Regions from separate parts of the Mus musculus genome. Here regions 1 and 3 are each linked to region 2. A link is a loop called in an ENCODE intact Hi-C map of the cell type or tissue named here. Cell type or tissue: left cerebral cortex. All regions are shown on one strand.

Evidence for each region. Hi-C counts contacts between places; a loop is a spot of excess contacts. Peaks named below come from ENCODE experiments on the same cell type or tissue, not always from the same donor. Only the 100,000 strongest peaks of a DNase experiment are listed, where the experiment ranks them.
Region 1: a loop joins it to region 2, with 9 times the contacts of the local background. A loop is called at or near these places in 2 of 42 quality-filtered maps.
Region 3: a loop joins it to region 2, with 11 times the contacts of the local background. A loop is called at or near these places in 2 of 42 quality-filtered maps.

Annotation. Positions count from the first base shown.
Region 1 is chr7:95,686,644-95,689,143 of GRCm38, reverse strand. No RefSeq gene overlaps it. Among named protein-coding and RNA genes, the nearest start is that of Gm39049, 88 kb to the left of the region's middle. In left cerebral cortex, no CTCF peak of the experiment used is centred here; DNase peaks (open chromatin) are centred at 56 and 1,193; H3K4me3 peaks cover 443 bases.
Region 2 is chr7:95,760,043-95,762,542 of GRCm38, reverse strand. No RefSeq gene overlaps it. Among named protein-coding and RNA genes, the nearest start is that of Gm39049, 14 kb to the left of the region's middle. In left cerebral cortex, no CTCF peak of the experiment used is centred here; a DNase peak (open chromatin) is centred at 1,092; H3K27ac peaks cover 391 bases.
Region 3 is chr7:95,852,460-95,854,959 of GRCm38, reverse strand. No RefSeq gene overlaps it. Among named protein-coding and RNA genes, the nearest start is that of Gm39049, 78 kb to the right of the region's middle. In left cerebral cortex, no CTCF peak of the experiment used is centred here; DNase peaks (open chromatin) are centred at 349 and 1,347.

The sequences.
Region 1 (2,500 bases), 73 kb after region 2:
TAAATACTTTAAAAAAAATCGGAACCATGATAAAGTCTAAGCTCCAGCAAAGAGAAACGGGCGCCTGTTTTATTCCGCATGGAAGCTGTTGGGGGTGGAGGTGGTAAAAGTTGGCATGTCGGAGAGACCTCAAAGGCGCACTAGTTGTCGAGTATACATGAAAGAACAAAATGAAACCTTCCTGGAGCAAGCGATTATCAGATTTCAGACCCATCACAAGGCTTCTACGGAAGGGTCAGCACCTTCCCTTGTTCCGGACAGACAAAGAATGTGTGACAGGCAGATCGATACTGCAGCTAACTAAACAGCTGGCTAATCACAGCCCTGACTGCACACAAAGCTCAGCCTGAAGACAATGAAATAAAAGTGCCTTTTGAGAGATTTCTTTTTCTTTCCTTCTTTCTTTCTATTCTTTCTTCTTTTGCCCATTCAACATCCTGGTGAGTCCCTCTCTCTCTTTTCTTTTCGGTTTTCTGTTTCCACCCCTAACTGGATGAAATTGATGCTGAGTTCAAATGTAAAAGAAGAGGGGACATTCCCCTTACCCAAGGTTTCGATTCATTCACTTGGTGTTGGGGGGTGGAGGGGTGATGGCTAGCTGTGAATGCAGGGCAGTGGAGCAGGTTGAGGAGCACTCTGAAGTGTCAGCCCCCTGGGGATGATGAAGGAGGCCCAAATCAATTGTCATTAACTAATTACTCTTCTCCTTTTGTCAGAGTAAATTGGCTCATCCGATGTGTTTTCTAAGTGTGTCAGGTGAATTGCATTAAAAAGGGTAAACAGCTCTCTTTTCCAGGACACTGTGGAAAATCGTAACAGCTTAATTGTCCTGCTGATGAGAGAGGCAGTACTGTGTAGTAATTAAGAGTCAGGGCGGGAAGGCAGGGTCTGAATGGAAGTTTCTTCTATCATTTCCTCCTGGTGGGGACCTCCAGGGAGTTACTCACCCTCTACACTGGAGTTGCCTCAACTGCAAAATGAGGATAGCAGTAGGCTTGGTGTGGCAAACTAGAGACGATAATACAGTATTTCCCCCTAATCTGTGAGGGTTACTCCCCAAGACCCCCAGGAGACTGCCTGGGACTCACAGTGCTAAGTTTTGCACACTGTTTTATTCATATGTGTACACGCTCGAATTGAATGTGATTTTCTTCTTATTTAGCCCAGCTCATTACAGCACCATGGTTGTGAGTTTTGCAGGGACAGGAGGCATGGTAGCAAAAATAACCCAAATGTCTTTTTTTTTTTTCTTCACAGTTTCAGGGAGAGAAGATTCACTCTGACCATACACTTGAGCAAGCTCAGCATTTTTTTTCTTTTTCTCAAGTCAAGAATTTTCACATTGTCACTGAGAGGAAGTATGTTACCTTTTTTTTCCTTTTCTTTCTTTCTTATATCCATAGTACCAACATGACCACCCTTGCACACTGGGGCCATTGTTAGGGAGAAAAAAAAATCAAGATTATTTGAACACCAGCACTATGGTACCATGACAGCCCATCTGATAACTATGCAGGTTGCTATGTTATTAGCAGATGAGCAGCTGGATAGTGCAAACCATATACATATGATAGACAGAGGCACAACGCAAGTCCTGGACAATATGGAGTGGGGAGTGGAGTCATTTAAACCTTATGAATTGGGTATTTCTGAATTTATTTATTTAATATTTTGGAAGCAATTTGATTTTGACCATGGGCAGCTAATCACAAAGAGCAAACCAAGAGAAGATCACTGCACAGATTTTATAATATAAATGAAAGAATCAGCCCTGTAGAGTTCAAGTGTGGTGACAGGCACATAATGAGATAATGCCTTATTGTCTTGACATACTTCCTCCACTATCCCCTTTGGTGGGCTTTTCCTGCTGGTCTTGGAAATGCCCAAAAGGAAAATCTGACTTCCCATGATTGGGAAGGGAAAGGGATGACCTTATTTTATGAATATGCCACTTCCCTCCTAACTATTCATAGGAACTAACAAAAGAAAGGCACACAAACCCGGGAGTATTCTTCACTCTACAATGTGCAGGGTCTCCAAAACCTCTCATTCATTGAGTGACATTGAGAATTCTGGCGTCTTTCCCGAAGAGCTTTATGGCCAGGAAACACTCCACTGTCCATAACGTTTATTAATTGTCACAAAACTCAGTGAGAGAAAACCTTTGTAATTCTATTATAGAAAGAAGAGAGACATGAAGCTGAGAGGGATCTTACTGAGCCGTGCAGTCAGTAACATATTGCAGATACATTCCAGTCAGAGTCTTTCATCAGATCTGTTTAATTTGCTTCACCGTTTCTTTGCTGTGTGATGTTGGACAATTTGCTTCACTTTTCTGAACTTCAATCTCTTCCTCCATCAAACCAATATAACCCTGCCTACCTGGGAGAGCTGTGGTAAGGGTTATCAAACTAATGAAATGAAAGGTTTAGCAGAAACTTTAGATGTAGCAAGTATTTAGGGACTGGGACTCTCTACTTGTATTGCTGTTATATTTGCA
Region 2 (2,500 bases):
CCTGACAAATACAGAGGTGGATGCACCCAGCCAAACATTGGACTGAGCGCAGCATCCCCGATGGAAGAGTTGGAGAAGGGACCGAAGGAGCTGAAGGGATTTGCATCCTCATGGAGTGAGCAAAAATGTCAACTGGCCAGACCCCCTGGTTCCAGGGGACTGGACCACCAAGCAAAGAGTACACATGGAGGGACCCATGGCTCTGGCTGCATGTGTGGCAGAGGATGGTCTTGTTGGACATCAGTGGGAGCAGAGGCCCTTGGGCCCGAGTGTGTTTGATGCCCCAGTGTAGGAGAATGCCTGGGTGGAAAAAAGGGAGTGGTTGGTGGGTGGGGGAGCACCCTCATAGAGAGAGGGGGAGGAGGGATACGATAGGGGGCTTCTGAAGGGGAGACCTGGAAAGGGGAAAACATTTGAAATGTAAATAAAGAAAACGTCCAAAAAAAAAAACAAAAAACAAAAAACAAAAAACAAAAAACACACACAGACAAAAAAAGAAAAAGAAAAAAGAAAAGAAAAAGAAAGAAAGAATGAAGCCAGGCATGTTGCTTCATGCCTGTGATCACAGCCCTAGGAAAGTTTGAGACAGAAGGATTGCTACGAGTTATAAACCACACCTGAACTTGTATGAGACTTGTCTCAAAAACTCCAAAGCAGTAAAATAAACAAGTGAATAAATACAAAATGCTAAATTGTCCAAGGTAAGAGCAATATTTTAGAACTGATTGAGGGTTTTGTGCATGGGAGAAACGTCTCTGCTGGATGGGTCCCCAGACAGGATGTCAGAAAGGTGTGGATGCTATGCAGCCCACAGTGTCTCCACTGATCAGATTGTCTTTGGTGCCAAAGAGGGACTCTCTGGAAATGTAAAACACAGGCCGTCAAATTATGATGCCTCAAACCCAGCTCTGCAGTGTGGTGTATGGCTCAGAGTGAATGCATCTGCTAGTAAGCACGTGGGGAAAATTGGGCCCATAATCCCAGCCATTATGTCTATACCGCTGCGTGCGCAGTGACTGCTCTTAATTACCATGCGCTGTTCTTTTCATACTCTGGAAATGGACTGAATGGACCACAAAATGTATTTCAAAAGGCAGACAATCTGTGGTGAGAATAGAAACCGCCTTTATCTTTGTACAAAGAGGCATGCATTTCGCGGACGTGGGAAGATGGGGAAGATGATTTCGTCTGAGGTGGAATGCTGATTAGGAAAGGAGCATGGTCTGTTTGTTGTGTTTGGGAGGGCAAGAGGAAGAGGGAAGGGAGTGGGAGTAGAACAGCCAGCCCAGTGGATGTTTTCTTGAACCCCACACCAGAAGCCCAGCACTTGGGGTAGCAACTGCTCTTTGCCTACCTTTCCTATTGAGAGGAGTTGAGGGTTGCCCAATGGTTAGTATTTTATAAGTGTTGGCAGTATGCCAGAGGAGACATCTCTACAGTATGTGGATATGTGTCTTGTCTTTTAAGACACCAAAGGAAGGGTGTTTTATGGCACTAAAGTTTAGGGAAAACGTGTATGTTAGTTACTCGGCTAACAGATGCAATATCAAAGCCAACTCCTTTAGATCTCTGGAAGGTACTGGAACAAAATACTAAGGTGTGTTACCGAGTTATTTAACTTCAGTTTCCGACTTTCTAAATATATTTAGTCAGAACACAATCCACACTCTCCAGGACAGGTTAGCATACCTTATTCATAATCAAGGCACAGGAATTGAGACCTCTGGAATTTGATGGTGGTTTTGACACTTGAAGATGAGATTATTGTTTTAGTTTATTCAGCTAGCAAATGAAGATGATGGTCCTTTTTAGAAATCTTGTTATACAGAGATGCTTGACACACACACACACACACACACACACACACACACACACACACACACACACACACACCAAGTGCTGTCTTTACCAACACTGCCACATATGATGTATTAGCTGTCATGGATAATGTCTGTTTTCCCTTAAATTTTGTATGTTGCAAACTTATCTTGAAGAACAAGATTTGTATTTGTGTTTGAAGGTGAATGGTTATGAGCAGGTAATTATACTATAAGGGCGTTTCTCATGCATGGTACTAGTAGCCTTATAAAAGAGGCCTAAGGGAGTCTAGTTACCCTTTCTACCACGTGACAAGACAGCAAGGCAACACCTATAAAGCAGAAATACCCCGTTGCTATGCAATGACTCTATTGGTACCTTGATTTTGGGTTTCCCAGTCACAAGAATCATGGAAAAGGAATGTCTGTTTTAGCAATTTTACCCTGGCTGAGGTATTTTATTGTAACAACCCAAGCCAGATAGGTACAAATGTAACATTATTGTATCTCTTCACAGTTATGTGGACCTAGGAAAGCCTTGATTTCACTCTCCTGTGAGCTAGCATTTTCTCTTATGATGACAACCGAGTTAATTGACCCTGAAAACCACAGTGATGTTAGTGTTCTAGTTCTTAAGAGTTCTCATGTCTTTATAAAATGTAGGTATTGTTAATTGATTACCG
Region 3 (2,500 bases), 92 kb before region 2:
TTTTATACTCTTGAGATGTTTAGCCATAGGATATACAGCCCTCTATTTCTTCTCTCTCCTTGGTCTGTAGACTCAGCAGCCTTGGTGCCTGACATGTATCAACCTCAATAACTATTCTGCACTAGTGATCATTATTTTTAAAGCTTATTCCTATTTAAAAAAATGTTTGACGTTCTGTTCAACACAATGTGGTGCAGGGGTGTTTTGAGATAGTCAACAATTAGAACATACAATTAACCATCCAAACAGAAGAGATCTGAATCTTTGAACAGGACGGGTTGGAGTAACAGCTGTACAGAAGCTTCGGGGCAGGGCTACAGTATTCATAGCAATATACTAGTTGCTAGCAATTAGTTGGGAGAAAGGGGAAGAGGGTAGTGTGGAGCAGAACAGCTGCTTTTGCAGCTGTGAACAAGAAGAGTCAGGCTGAATGCGAATCTAACTTCTTCATGGAGGGCATTGTTTCAGCAGGAAAAGGGTCAGCCATTTGAGACTTCCACAGGAAGAATGGCCAGCTAGTTGTACCCTAGCTGCTGAGCAACTATCAAAAGTCTAATCCTGACAACGTTGCTTCTGGGAAAACTTGGTGTCTGCAATAAGGAAACAGGCATCAATGTGTGTAAGAAAAGACAGTGGTGCACTAGGCCAGGAGTCAGAAGCCATATCCCTAACTTGCTGTTTTCTGGCAAGTAACATCACCTCTCGGTTTTGCTACCTCACAGACATCAGTAAGGCAGTTTGCACCACAAACAGCATACAGCCTATAGGCAAGCCTTTGATTCATGCCAGCATCTGCTCCTATTCCTCTTGGTAATGATTTCTTTATGATGAGGCGATGATAACCATCCTCCTGCTCATTTCAAGGGTAGTCATAAGGACAAGGGAGTTAATGGATGTGAACACAGTTTGAAATCTGTCCAAATGTGAGGGCATGGTAATATTACATACTCCAAAGGTGGAATGATTCAAAGGACTCTCAGAGGCATGTGTGACCTCTGAGCTGTTAGGTTTCCTACCCCACTGGCCATCAGAGGATAGATGCCTAAAACTCCCAACAGCCAAGAGTACCAACTCTTTAGCTATGCTATATTTTCCTGTCTTCCCTGAGTATTGCCACTAACAACAGACCCAACCTGTCTTTCCCTGCTTTGGGCCTTAGTGGCTCCTTTGCACCTCTGCTCTGGCAGTTTGGTGTCACTATGAAGTCAAGCAAGCTAGCCATGGATGCAGCACAGTGACATTGTGGCAGATGACCTGATGACTAAGAGAGTTACTGAGTGACTCATGCGCAGGCAGCGTGGGCATGCTGGACAAAGAGCTGACTCACATCTGAGCCGGGACAACACAGGGTTTGCTTGTGCAGATTAGCATGGTCACCAGTCTAAAGTGTAGGGTTTGTTTACTTTGGAAGCTCTCCATCTAATATTTTTGGAAGGTGGTTAGTCACGGGGAAGTAAAACTCAAAAACTGGAGATGCAGGAAGAGGAGGTTACTTTGGTACAGAATTCCTGCTGCCAACCCACTCAGCCTCTGTGTAGAATTCCTATGTAACCAACAGAACATTTTTAAGACATCAGCGTTGTCCAGTGAGGTCCACTGTGCATGCAGTACACGGTAAAGCTCAGTCATGTCAGTTTATCCTCAAGGAAGTGATATACACTTATTTTAATTTTTTAGATTATACTAGAATTACATTATTTCCCCCTTCCCTTTTCTACCTCTCTCCTTGCTCTCTTTCAAATTGTTGACTTTTTTTGTTGTTTCTATATGCTTAGATATTTACACCCACATATATAGTCTTAAATCCATAACTGTAAGCTCTTCTGTCTATACAGTATGACTTATATGTATGTGGTCAGGGTCAGTCATTTGGTATTGGATAACCAATTGTCATGCTCTTTCCTGCGGAAGATGTTTACATTCTCAGCAGTTCTTAGTTGCTGCAAGTTCTTTCAGACCTCGGGTCTTTGCTCCATCCCCTACCGTGTTTCTATTGCTGTTTTCACTGCCCAGCTCATGTTTATAACTGGCAGCAGGACACAGTAAACCATCAACAGCATCAAGGATCATAACGGTAATCATGACTCATGCTAGGAACTTCATAGCCACACGGAGTTGATGCCATGCTTTTGGATGTGTGGGCCATTTTCTAACAGAGGCTCAGAAAAACCATGATGAAACTCAGATGGTGAGTTAGTAATACAAGGAACAAGGAAGGGCAGTGTTTAGCTATTGCTCAGGCCAGGACTTTCCTAACGTCCATGTCCATTATAGCAGATATAAAGTCTAACACTGAGCCTGAGCGTTCAGTTTTCCATTTTGGGTAACTGAATCTAAATAACTTCCTTAAGAACCCAGAGCAGTAGCTGGCTTTTTATCGAGGACACCTAACTCCTCATAGAAGCTACTGAAGGTGAGCGGGCATGTTCTTCTCATTATTCTTAGCTATTGATCCCTGTTGGTTTCTTTCATTGATCTTATCATAATTTATCTTATTGGG